Linked DNA regions of Homo sapiens: region 1 is linked to region 2. A link is a loop called in an ENCODE intact Hi-C map of the cell type or tissue named here. Cell type or tissue: body of pancreas. All regions are shown on one strand. Links, peaks and the distances in the headings refer to the core of each region. The heading gives the core; the rest is flanking DNA. Region 1 overlaps SOS2 (SOS Ras/Rho guanine nucleotide exchange factor 2). Region 2 overlaps L2HGDH (L-2-hydroxyglutarate dehydrogenase).

What was found. Hi-C counts contacts between places; a loop is a spot of excess contacts. Peaks named below come from ENCODE experiments on the same cell type or tissue, not always from the same donor. Only the 100,000 strongest peaks of a DNase experiment are listed, where the experiment ranks them.
Region 1: a loop joins it to region 2, with 5 times the contacts of the local background. A loop is called at or near these places in 34 of 110 quality-filtered maps.

What each region holds. Positions count from the first base shown.
Region 1 is chr14:50,219,982-50,225,364 of GRCh38, reverse strand. All of the region lies in intron 1 of SOS2 (SOS Ras/Rho guanine nucleotide exchange factor 2), which reads left to right. Among named protein-coding and RNA genes, the nearest start is that of SOS2, 8.9 kb to the left of the region's middle. In body of pancreas, for the core only: no CTCF peak of the experiment used is centred there; no DNase peak of the experiment used is centred there; H3K27ac peaks cover 729 bases.
Region 2 is chr14:50,301,138-50,306,520 of GRCh38, reverse strand. It overlaps L2HGDH (L-2-hydroxyglutarate dehydrogenase), which reads left to right. Exons shown (of 10, transcript NM_024884.3): 2 at 3,504-3,619; 3 at 4,353-4,504. Among named protein-coding and RNA genes, the nearest start is that of MIR4504, 3.9 kb to the right of the region's middle. In body of pancreas, for the core only: no CTCF peak of the experiment used is centred there; a DNase peak (open chromatin) is centred at 2,600.

The sequences.
Region 1 (5,383 bases), core at 247-5,246, 81 kb after region 2:
TAATTTGATTATATCCTGCATATTTGAATCAAAAGGAATTTTAATGTAACTAGTGGATTTAGCATTATCTCATGTTAAAAATTAACAACCAAAAATTATTTTCTTCCATGGGCCAGGTGCAGTAGCTCATGCCTGTAATCCTAGTACTTTGGGAGGCTGAGATGGGAGGATTGCTTGAGGCCAGGAGTTCAAGACCAACCTGGCCAACATAGCGAGACCCCATGTCCATAAAAAATTATTTTCTTCTTTTACATAAGAATATATGCTAGTACAAAGTTTTTTCAAATGGATAAAGTATTACACATTCACATTTTAACATGTAGAAGTGAAGCAACAAGATGAAAATAATACCAAGATCTAGATATAAGGACTAGTATTAGCTCTTCTAAGTAAAGTTTTCTGTACTCCAGTTTTCTTCCTCATTAGGTCATTTTGTAAACTCAAACACTATTTCTCTCTCTCTCTCTTTTTTTTTTTTTTTGACAGGGTTTTGCTCTGCTACGCAGGCTGGAGTACAGTGGCATGATCATAGCTCACTGCAGCCTCCAACTCCTGGGCTCAAATGATCCTCCCACTATAGCCTCCTGAGTAGCTGGGACTACAGGCATGTGCCACTACACCCAGCTAATTTTCTTATTTTTTTTGTGGAGACAAGGTCTTGCTATGTCCTCTGGCTGGTCTCAAATTCCTGGACTCAAGTGATCCTCCAGCCTTGGCCTCCCAAAGTTCTGGGATTACAGGAGTGAGCCACCTGCCTGCCAAAAACTACTTCTTACATACAAAGTATATTATAGTTCTTTCTTAACTGACCTATTAGCAGCATTTGACAGTTGATCTCTTCTTTTTTTGAAATCCTTTCTTCATTTGGCTTCCAGAAGAATATCAAGCTTTCAGGGATTTTTTTTCTCTGAATATTCCTTCTAGTTTCCCTTCCCTTGATTCCTCCTCATCTTTCTGTGACCACATCCTTCTGACCTCCCCAGAGCCCATTTATATATATGTGTGTGTGTGTGTGTGTGTGTGTGTGTGTGTGTGTGTGTGTGTGTGTGTATATATATATTTTTTTTTTTTCCTGAGACGGAGTCTTGCTCTGTCACCCAGGCTGGAGTGCAGTGGTGCGATCTTGGCTCACTGCAACCTCTGCCTCCCAGGCTCAACCAGTTCTCCTGTCTCAGCCTCCCGAGTAGCTGGGATTACAGGCGCGCACCACCACGTCTGGTTAATTTTTTTTTTTTTATATTTTTAGTAGAAATGGGGTTTCACCATGTTGGCCAGGCTGGCCTTGAACTCCTGACCTTGTGATCTGCCCGCCTCGGCCCCCCAAGTGTTGGGATTACAGGCGTGAGCCACTGCGCCTGGCCAATTTTTAGACTTCTATTTCTATTAACACATCCTCCTTTGGAGATGCCATCCTGCCTCATTGCTTCACGTATAATCTAAATCTGATAATTACCAAATTTACATTTCTGGCTCAGACCTCTTTCTTAAACATGAATGTTCAACTCTTTTTTTGAGACAGGGTCGCACTCTGTCACCCAGGATGGAGTGCAGTGGCAAGATCACAGCTCACTATAGCCTTAACCTCCTGGGCTCAATGATCCTCCCACCTCACCCCCCTGCCGCCCCCATATAGCTGGGACTACAGGTGTGTGCCACCACACCCAGCTAATTTTTTGTTTGTTTGTTTGTTTTAGATGGAGTCTCGCTTTTTTGCCAGGCTGGGGTGTAGTGGTGCAATCTTGGCTCACTGCAACCTCCACCTCTCAGGTTCAAGTGATTCTCCTGCCTCAGCCTCCCGAGTAGCTGGGACTACAGGCGTGTGCCACCACGCCCAGGTAATTTTTTTGTATTTTTAGTAGAGACGGGGTTTCACCATGTTGGCCAGGATGGTCTCAATCTGTTGACCTCGTCACCTGCCCGCCCCGGCCTCCCAAAGTACTGGGATTACAGGGATGAGCCACCACGCCCAGCCCCAATTTTTAAAAAACTTTTTGTAGAGACAGGGTCTTACTGTGTTGCATAAACTGGTCTCCAACTCCTGGGCCCAAGCATTCCTCCTGCCTCAGCCTCCAAAGTGTTTGAGTTACAGGCATGAAGCACCACACCCGGCCAACTTTTTACTTGATATTTCCACAGAGGCATCTCAACCAACACTGTATCCTTTTCTTCCCCTGCAAACTTGTTTCTTTTGTAGTGGTTAACATATCAATAAATGGCTACTCCATCCTTCCGGTTGCTCAAACTAAAAATCTTAAGTTATTCTTGAATATTGTCTTTTTTTATACCACACATCTAATTTGTCAGCACATCCTTTTAGCTCTACCTCAAACTATATATTTAGTTACCGTTTTATACTTTTTGACTTTTACCACCTGGAACCAAGTCATCATCACCAATCTCCTGGAATATTGAAATATCTTTTCAACTGGTCTCTGATCATCTGCTCTTGTCCTATTTAGTTTCTTTTTCTCCCCAAACACAAAGAGATAAGTGAGATCATTTCACTCCTTTGTTCAAAACCCTCTCAGTGCTTCTCAGAATAAAAGTCAAAAAAGTCCTCCCAAAGGTTTACTAGGCCCTCTGCAGTCTAGGGCTGCCCCACCTCCCGCTTTTACCTCTCTGACCTCTTTAATATTGTCCCTTGTTTGTTCTGCTTCTGCCCCATACTGGCTTTCTTGTTTCTATAACGTAGACATGTTTTAGTCTTAGGACTTTTGTACTTGCTGAATTTTCTACCTGAAACACCCTTCCCTCAGATAATCACGTGGCTGGCCCTTTTACCTCCTTTAGGTCTTTATAGTCAGACATCATTTTCTTGGAGAGATTTTCTCTTACAGCCTATCTAAAACTGCTACATCCTCCTGCTTCCCAGACAGTCCCACATCAGTGTTCACAGTATTTTTTCCCATAAACCTGTATCTCCAATATAAATGATGTATCCAGTTCTCAAGCCAGAAACCTAGTCATCATTCTTCCCCTCTTTCTCATGCCAGGCTAACATGTATTCATCACTGAATCTACTTGATTCTTTCTCCTAAATTAGGAGTTTTCTAACTTTTTTTGCTGTGTATCCCCAAAAGAATTTTGAAAAACTTGCACATTTTTATGCTGACATCTAGAAATTTTCATTTTACATTTAAATAGTTGCAGTAGATGTAATTTCATATGTGTTATAAATACTGATGTTTTAAGGTAAAACAGTTGCATCAGTCTTTTAAATGTGCTGAATGGAATTTAAATACCAAAATAATTTGATATCCACCATCATTTTTTAAAAATACACATGAAAAGTGTGTCTTTAAAAGTTGGAAATTTTACATTGTCCTTTTTTTCTCTGTGAACTTTTTTCATTATATTTCCCCTGCATAATTCTAATATGATATTTTTAGATTTAAGTCTTTAATCGCACTTTTTTATTTATACTCCTTACAACAACAAAAAAGTCTACATATTGAATTTAAAAGGATTTTCCCTACAACCGTAAAGCTTTAAAACCTGTCTTTTGAACTGAATTATTATTATTATTATTATTAAAGTCTCATTCTGTCACCCAGGCTGGAGTACAGTGGCATGATCATGGCTCACTGCAGCTTCAACCTCCCAGGCTCAAGCGATCCTCCCATTTCAGCCTCCTGAGTAGCTAGGACTGCAGGCACATGCCACCACACTTGGCTAATTTTTTAAAAATCTTAAAGATGCTTTCTTTTTATTTTCATGGGCCTGTCCCCTCAGGAGGATGTATTTTTCCACTAGGCTAGAGGATGGAAGAGGCAAGATACTTAAATGAAAATATTTGTAATTATCTCTTTGTTTAGTGTCTAGGATTTATTTATTGCACTTCAGAGCAACATGTATCCTATAGAGAATTTCAAGATAAGTGAGAGATCTGCCTTTCTTAGTAAAATGAGAGGGCAACTGTGAAAACAGGTATAAAAGGAGACCCTGCTTTACTCACTGTGTGCAGGCACCTTGTCAGGCAGATCTTCTTTAGGAAAGAGTACATATGGCTGTTTAGAAAGTGTCCTGACAGACGTGGGTGTTTGGCCTGGGAATTTATTAAACATAAGTGAATGAAACAAATTTAATAGCGATCTTTTCCCAGTTCACAGGGGAAAAAAAGCAATTATTTTTTCAATTTTATTTTTCTTCCATAAATTAGAAAAAAAAATCTTTGTTGTCTGCTGCAATTTACTTGCTAGTGAGTAGTGAAAGATTGTAAAATAAATGAGCGAATGATCATGGAGGTTTTAAAGGGAAAATGGCTTTTAATACTTTTTGGTTTTTTTCTTAGAAACATGTTCCTGTAGTTTGATTTTAAGTTTTAAAGTCATTACTAGCATTGTCCCTGCTGTGATAGAATATGAGTCTTAAAATTTCACGTTCTGCAAAGAACACTGATTTCCAAATGATCTGCCACTGGAACAAATTGGGAACCATTTTTCTAGCCTGTACTGTCTTGGGTTTACAAGCAAATGACCTGCCTTTATGGGAAGGTGCTTCTGGGTCATAGGCCATTCAAAGAAAACTTTGATGACAAAAATTTTTGCTTCAGCTAATCTTTTTTACATATTTGATTATATTATGGTAAGCTCTCACCTAATATTAAGTAGAAATAGCTTCTTGGCCTGTACTTATCTGCATTTTAAATAAACTTACATTGTGAAAGCCTGCTGAAAGTACCTAATTAAGAGCATGGACTCTGAGAATTATTAATGGACAGTGGGAGGAATAGAGAAACGTAAGAGAGGGAATTCCTTCATTTATAATGTTGTATGAGAACCAGGTCTCCAGATACATTTCCAGTGAAATGAAAACAAATTTTATGGAGTTTAAAATTTTTTCCAGTATCCAGATAATTTCAGTGAGGCCAAGAGATCTGTTTGCTGCTGTGAATCTATTTAACAAGTATTTACTGAGTGCTTTCTTTATGCAGGGTCTGTTCTTTTTTTTTTTTTTTTTGAGATGGAGTCTCGCTCTGTCGCCCAGGCTGGAGTGCAGTGGTGCTATCTTGGCTCACTGCAAGCTCTGCCTCCCGGGTTCACGCCATTCTCCTTCCTCAGCCACCCTAGTAGCTGGGACTACAGGCGCCCGCCACCACGCCCAGCTAAGTTTTTTTTTTTGTATTTTTAGTAGAGATGGGGTTTCACCATGTTAGCCAGGATGGTCTCGATCTCCTGACCTCGTGATCTGCCCGCTTCGGCCTCCCAAAGTGCTGGGATTACAGGCGTGAGCCACCGCGCCTGGCCCAATGCAGGGTCTGTTCTTTTAATGACATACTAGATTACCTGTATGCTAAGCATACAGGTGTAGGGAAATAGGAGGAGGAGACCGAAAACAAGAAATGGGAGCTGGTGTGGTAGTGCCCACCTGTAGTCCCAGTCAC
Region 2 (5,383 bases), core at 94-5,093:
TGTAAGGGCCAAGGTTATGCTACCTTTTACAGAAAATGAGCCTTGAAGGCAAAACATAGCATCATAGTTGAACTTGAAAGTAAGAAAGAAAAACAGTATGAAAGATATCTCTCTTATACACACACTGCCATGTAATTGATATAGATATCAACTTGATAAATTAAAAAAATACAGCTGGGCACGGTGGTTCACACCTGTAATCCCAGCACTTTGGGAGGCTGAGGTGGGCGGATCACGAGGTCAAGAGATTGAGACCATCCTGGCCAACATGGTGAAACCCCGTCTCTACTAAAAATACAAAAATTAGCTGGGCATGGTGGCGCGCACCTGTAGTCCCAGCTACTTGGGAGGCTGAGGTGGAAGAATCGCTTGAATCCGGGAGCTGGAGGTTGCAGTGAGCCGAGATTATGCCACTGCACTCCAGCCTGGCGACAGAGCCAGACTCCATCTCACCGAAAAAAAAAAAAAAAAGTCAGTCAAAACAGTCAGTCCTCGTTTTTGTGGGTTCTGCATCTGCAGATTCAACCAACTATGGATCAAAATATTTGGAAAAAACAGTAAAAAATAACACAATTTAAAATACAGTATAACAACTATTCACATAGCATTTACATGGTACTATGTAGTATAAGTGATCCAGAGATGACTTAAGGTATATTGGAGGATGTGTGTAGATTATATGCAAATACTGTGCCATTTCGTATACAAGACTTGAACATACGTGGATTTCGGTATCCATGGGAGTCCTGAAACCAATCCCCTGTGGATATTGAGGGATGACTGTATATAAAATATGATTAAGTAATACACATACAAATATCTTAAGTATTTGTAAGTGTTTTGAACACCTACCTTAGTGGAAGATTATAGAGGTTTTGAAAAATAAAAAGCCTATCTTAACAATAGTTATTCTGGAATTCTTAAAAGCCAGGCTATTTTAGAATCCATAAAACATCTGTTTATTGTGAAAGTTGTGTAAAGGGTCAATCTGTAAATCAGTGTAAGTACCTAGTGGAATGTGAATGCTTTACCTTTTATCCACTGAACTTATGTTTTTTTAAAACCTGCTTAAAGGCTTGGACTTCCAAATACATTCTGATCACATTAGTAATTTTTTAGTTGACCACTGTAGGCATTTGCCAATAACTAGTATTAATGTAGTGGACCCAGAATCCCATTTTACTTGTGCTGCTCTTTTTATGCCCTCTCTTTTTAAAAGTGGGCATCATTCACCATCCTTGACAACCATTTTATCCAATCTAAAGCTGCTGCAGGAGAACCACCTGCTGAGCATCACCTGGAGGTTCTCCCTGTTCAAGTATAAGGCTTATGCTCTGACAGAGGGAACTTTATCCACTTATGACCCCCAAGTTAATTTAAGATGCAGGATTTGATTTATCAAGCTTACGTGTTAGTTCCTAGTTGTCTAGGATCTGTTTCTGGTTCCAGATACAGCCAAAGATGTGGTAGCAATTCTAATCAAATTGATGTGCTTTGCTAAGGATTTTGAAATTGAAACTTAGATCACTTTTCGAAGAAAGGGCCTAATCTCTGAAATTTCCCTCTGTCTACAGTTCCTATAAGATCCATATTTGTTGGCTATCAGGTCAGTGTTAAAGGTAATCTTTTAAGCTTCGAATTGCAGATTTATATAAATTATACATGGTTGTTCTAAATTTTTTTTTTGAGACAGAGTCTCGCTCTGTCGCCCAGGCTGGAGTGCAGTGGTGCAATCTTGGCTCACTGCAAGCTCCGCCTCCTGGGTTCACGCCATTCTCCTGCCTCAGCCTCCCGAGTAGCTGGGACTACAGGTGCCCGCCACCACGCCTGGCTAATTTTTTGTATTTTTAGTAGAGATGGGGTTTCACCGTGTTAGTCAGGATGGTCTCAACCTCCTGGCCTCGTGATCTGCCCGCCTTGGCCTCCCAAAGTTCTGGGATTACAGGCGTGAGCCACCACGCCCGGCCCTAATTTTGTAAATGGTTGTATAATCAGGATTTGCCATGGCAAAGATTGTGGTTCCTAAGCCCATTTCTGGACCAATTATTGCCCCAAGGTTTATTTTCTCGGAGTTGTTTACTTCTCAAAGAAAAACTTGTAAAAATTCTTGCACACTAAAGTGTTAAAGCTTTAATGTGTTAACACATTGTCAAGAGTACTACATTGGAATTTTGAAAGGCTGGGTAGTAGAATCATGACTATGCTTAACACAAAGTATAGTCATGCACCGCATAACAACATTTTGGTCAACCACAGACTGCATGTACAGTGGTGATACCAAAGATTATAATACCATATTTTTTCTGTACCTTTTTTATATGTACACATTTTTAGATGCACAGATACTTACCATTGTGTTACAGTTGCCTGCAGTATTCAATATAGTAACCTGCTGTACAGGCTTGTAGCCTAGGAGCAATAAGCTATCCCATATAGCCTAGGTGTACAGTAAGCTATATCATCTAGGTTTGTGTAAGTACATTCTATGCTGTTTGCACAAGGAAATCGCCTACCAATGCATTTCTTAGAACCTAACCCTATGGTTAAGCAACGCATGACTGCAGTCACTTATGTAACCAGCCTGGCTGCCGTGCTATGGAGATAAAGAGCAGATTGGGCAACCAGCTATCCTGCCTGCCAGTAAGCTGTAGTTGATTATACTACTGACCAGTGATGCGTATAACTTTTGAGGTTTTTTTTTTTTTTTTTTAATGCGTCTAACTTTTTTTTTTTTTTTTTGAGACAGGGTCTGGCGCTGTCTCCCAGGCTGGACTGGAGTGCAGTGGCATGACCTCGGCTCATTGCAACCTCCGCCTCCCAGGTTCAAGCGATTCTCCAGCCTTAGCCTCCCGAGTAGTTGGGATTACAGGTGCCTGCCACCACACCCAGCTAATTTTTGTATTTTTAGTAAAGATGGGGTTTTACCATGTTGGCCGGGCTGGTCTTGAACTCCTAACCTCAAGTGATCCACCCACCTTGGCCTCCCAAAGTGCTGGGATTACAGGCATGAGCCATCACACCCAGGCTTGATTAGTATAACTTTTAAGGGTTTTTTTTTTTTAATACATGTGAAACCAAACAGCACAGGGCCCAATACATTGCTCTGTCGCCTTGCTCTGTCACCAGGCTGGAGTGCAGTGGCGTGATCTCCACTCACTGCAACCTCTGCTTCCCAGGTTCAAGTGATTCTTCTGCCTCAGCCTCCCAAATAGCTGGGACTACAGGCACGCGCCACCACGCCCAGCTAATTTTTGTATTTTTAGTAGAGACGGGGTTTCACCATGTTGGCCAGGATGGTCTCGATCTCTTGACCTCGTGATCCGCCCCCCTCGGCCACTCAAAGTGCTGGGATTACAGGTGTGAGCCACTGCGACCGGCCGCCGAATACGTTTTCATGATTACAAATTAATGGTTTAATTGTCCATTGATGAAAATTATGCATGTGAAGTTTGGCGAGGTCTACTGTAAATATGAATTACTTTAAAGATGACTTTCTTTTGAAGCTCATTTGATATAGTCATCGTTGGTGGCGGAATTGTGGGGCTTGCCTCTGCCAGAGCACTCATCCTGCGACATCCATCACTTTCTATTGGTGTTCTGGAAAAGGAGAAAGATTTAGGTATGTATATAATCAATGTTGTTCTTTGGGCTTACTTGGGCATCTGCTCATTTTGTCTGTTGTGAATCTTTCATGCTGAATGTCAGTGTTAGTTTCTTAGTTTGTGTTCTAAAAGCAGAGTGTGGGACAAGGACATGGCTATAGGTTATTTGAGAGGTTAAAGCCGAGTGTGGGACAAGGAGGACGTGTCTATAGGTTATTTATTTGAGAGGTTATCTCAGGAAACAGGAGTGAGGGGGTGAGGAAAGTAAGACAGGGAAGGAGGAAAAGACATGAGAACACATCAAGATTGTGGCTGTGAGCTTGATTCCACCGGAGCCTCTGAGGAGCAATGTAGTATTTCCCAGGATTGTGCTCACTTTATCCATCGGCTCTTCTCTCTATTGGTTGAGGATTGCCGCTAGTGATGTTGAGCACCCCGTGCCCTTCTCTAAAAAAGTTACCAGAGGCCCCAAGGCAGAGTGCAAAGAGCCCTAGGGGGCCCCTGAAGTGGTTTGCTGGTAATGAGAGGTGAGTTTGTGCACCAAAGTTGTAGTTGAAATCAGAGATGGGCTGGAGGGATGTGACATGGATACCAGGGATGTTAGAAGAAGTTACCAGTGATCTGAACAAATTCAGGCAGAATTTTACATGATGTGGTCTCTAATAGCTTCAACTATAAGTTTGTTCTCTTACCTCTTATGTTTTGTATGAATCATGTACTTACTCTTACCCTGTTTCTCTTGTTCTGTAGCTGTTCACCAGACTGGACATAACAGTGGTGTCATACATAGTGGAATTTATTATAAACCTGAGTCTCTGAAAGCCAAATTATGTGTACAAGGTGCAGCCCTCCTCTATGAGTACTGTCAGCAAAAGGGAATTTCCTACAAGCAGTGTGGCAAGGTATGGCATTTTATTAGAGCCTTGACTAATTTCCAACTAGCATTTGCTTAGTGATGTTTAATATTACATTTTTTAAAAATGTATTTTTTTCTTTGTATCTATGTAATTTTTCAAATCTAATCTTAGGGAATAACTAAAAAAAGATGGTGTGACGTTATGTAATTTTCTAAATAAAAGTTTTATTGACATATAATTTATGCACCATACAATTCGCCCTTTTAAAGTGCACAGATCAATTTTTAGTATATTTATAGAGCTGAGCAATCATCACCACTATCTAATTTCAGGCTTTTTCATCACCCCAAAAAGACACCCCATACCCATTAGCAGTCACTTCCCATTTCTACCTCCCCCGATGCCCTAGCAACCACTAGTATACTTTCTGTCTTTGTGGATTTGCCTGTTCTGCACTTTTCATATAAATAGATTCATATACTATGTAGTCTTTTGTGACTGGCTTCTCTCACTTAGCATAATGTTGTCAAAGTTCATCCCTGTTGTAGCATGAATCAGTACTTCATGTCTTTTATGGCTGAACAATATTCCATTGTATGGATATACCACATTTTATTTGTTCATCAGTTGATAGACATATGGATTGTTTCCACCTTTTGGCTATTATGGATAATGCTGCTATGAACATTCATGTATAAGTTTATTTGTGAACATATGTTTTCATTTATATTGGTTATATACCTGGGAGGGGAATTGCTGGATTGTCAGGGTAACTCCATGTTTAACATTTTGAGGAACTGCCAAATTGTTTTCCAAAGCTCTGTGCTATTTTACATTCCCACCAGTAATTAATAAGGATTCCAATTTTCCATGTCCTTGCCAACATCTATTTTGGTTTGTCTTTTCTATTTTAGCCATCCTAGT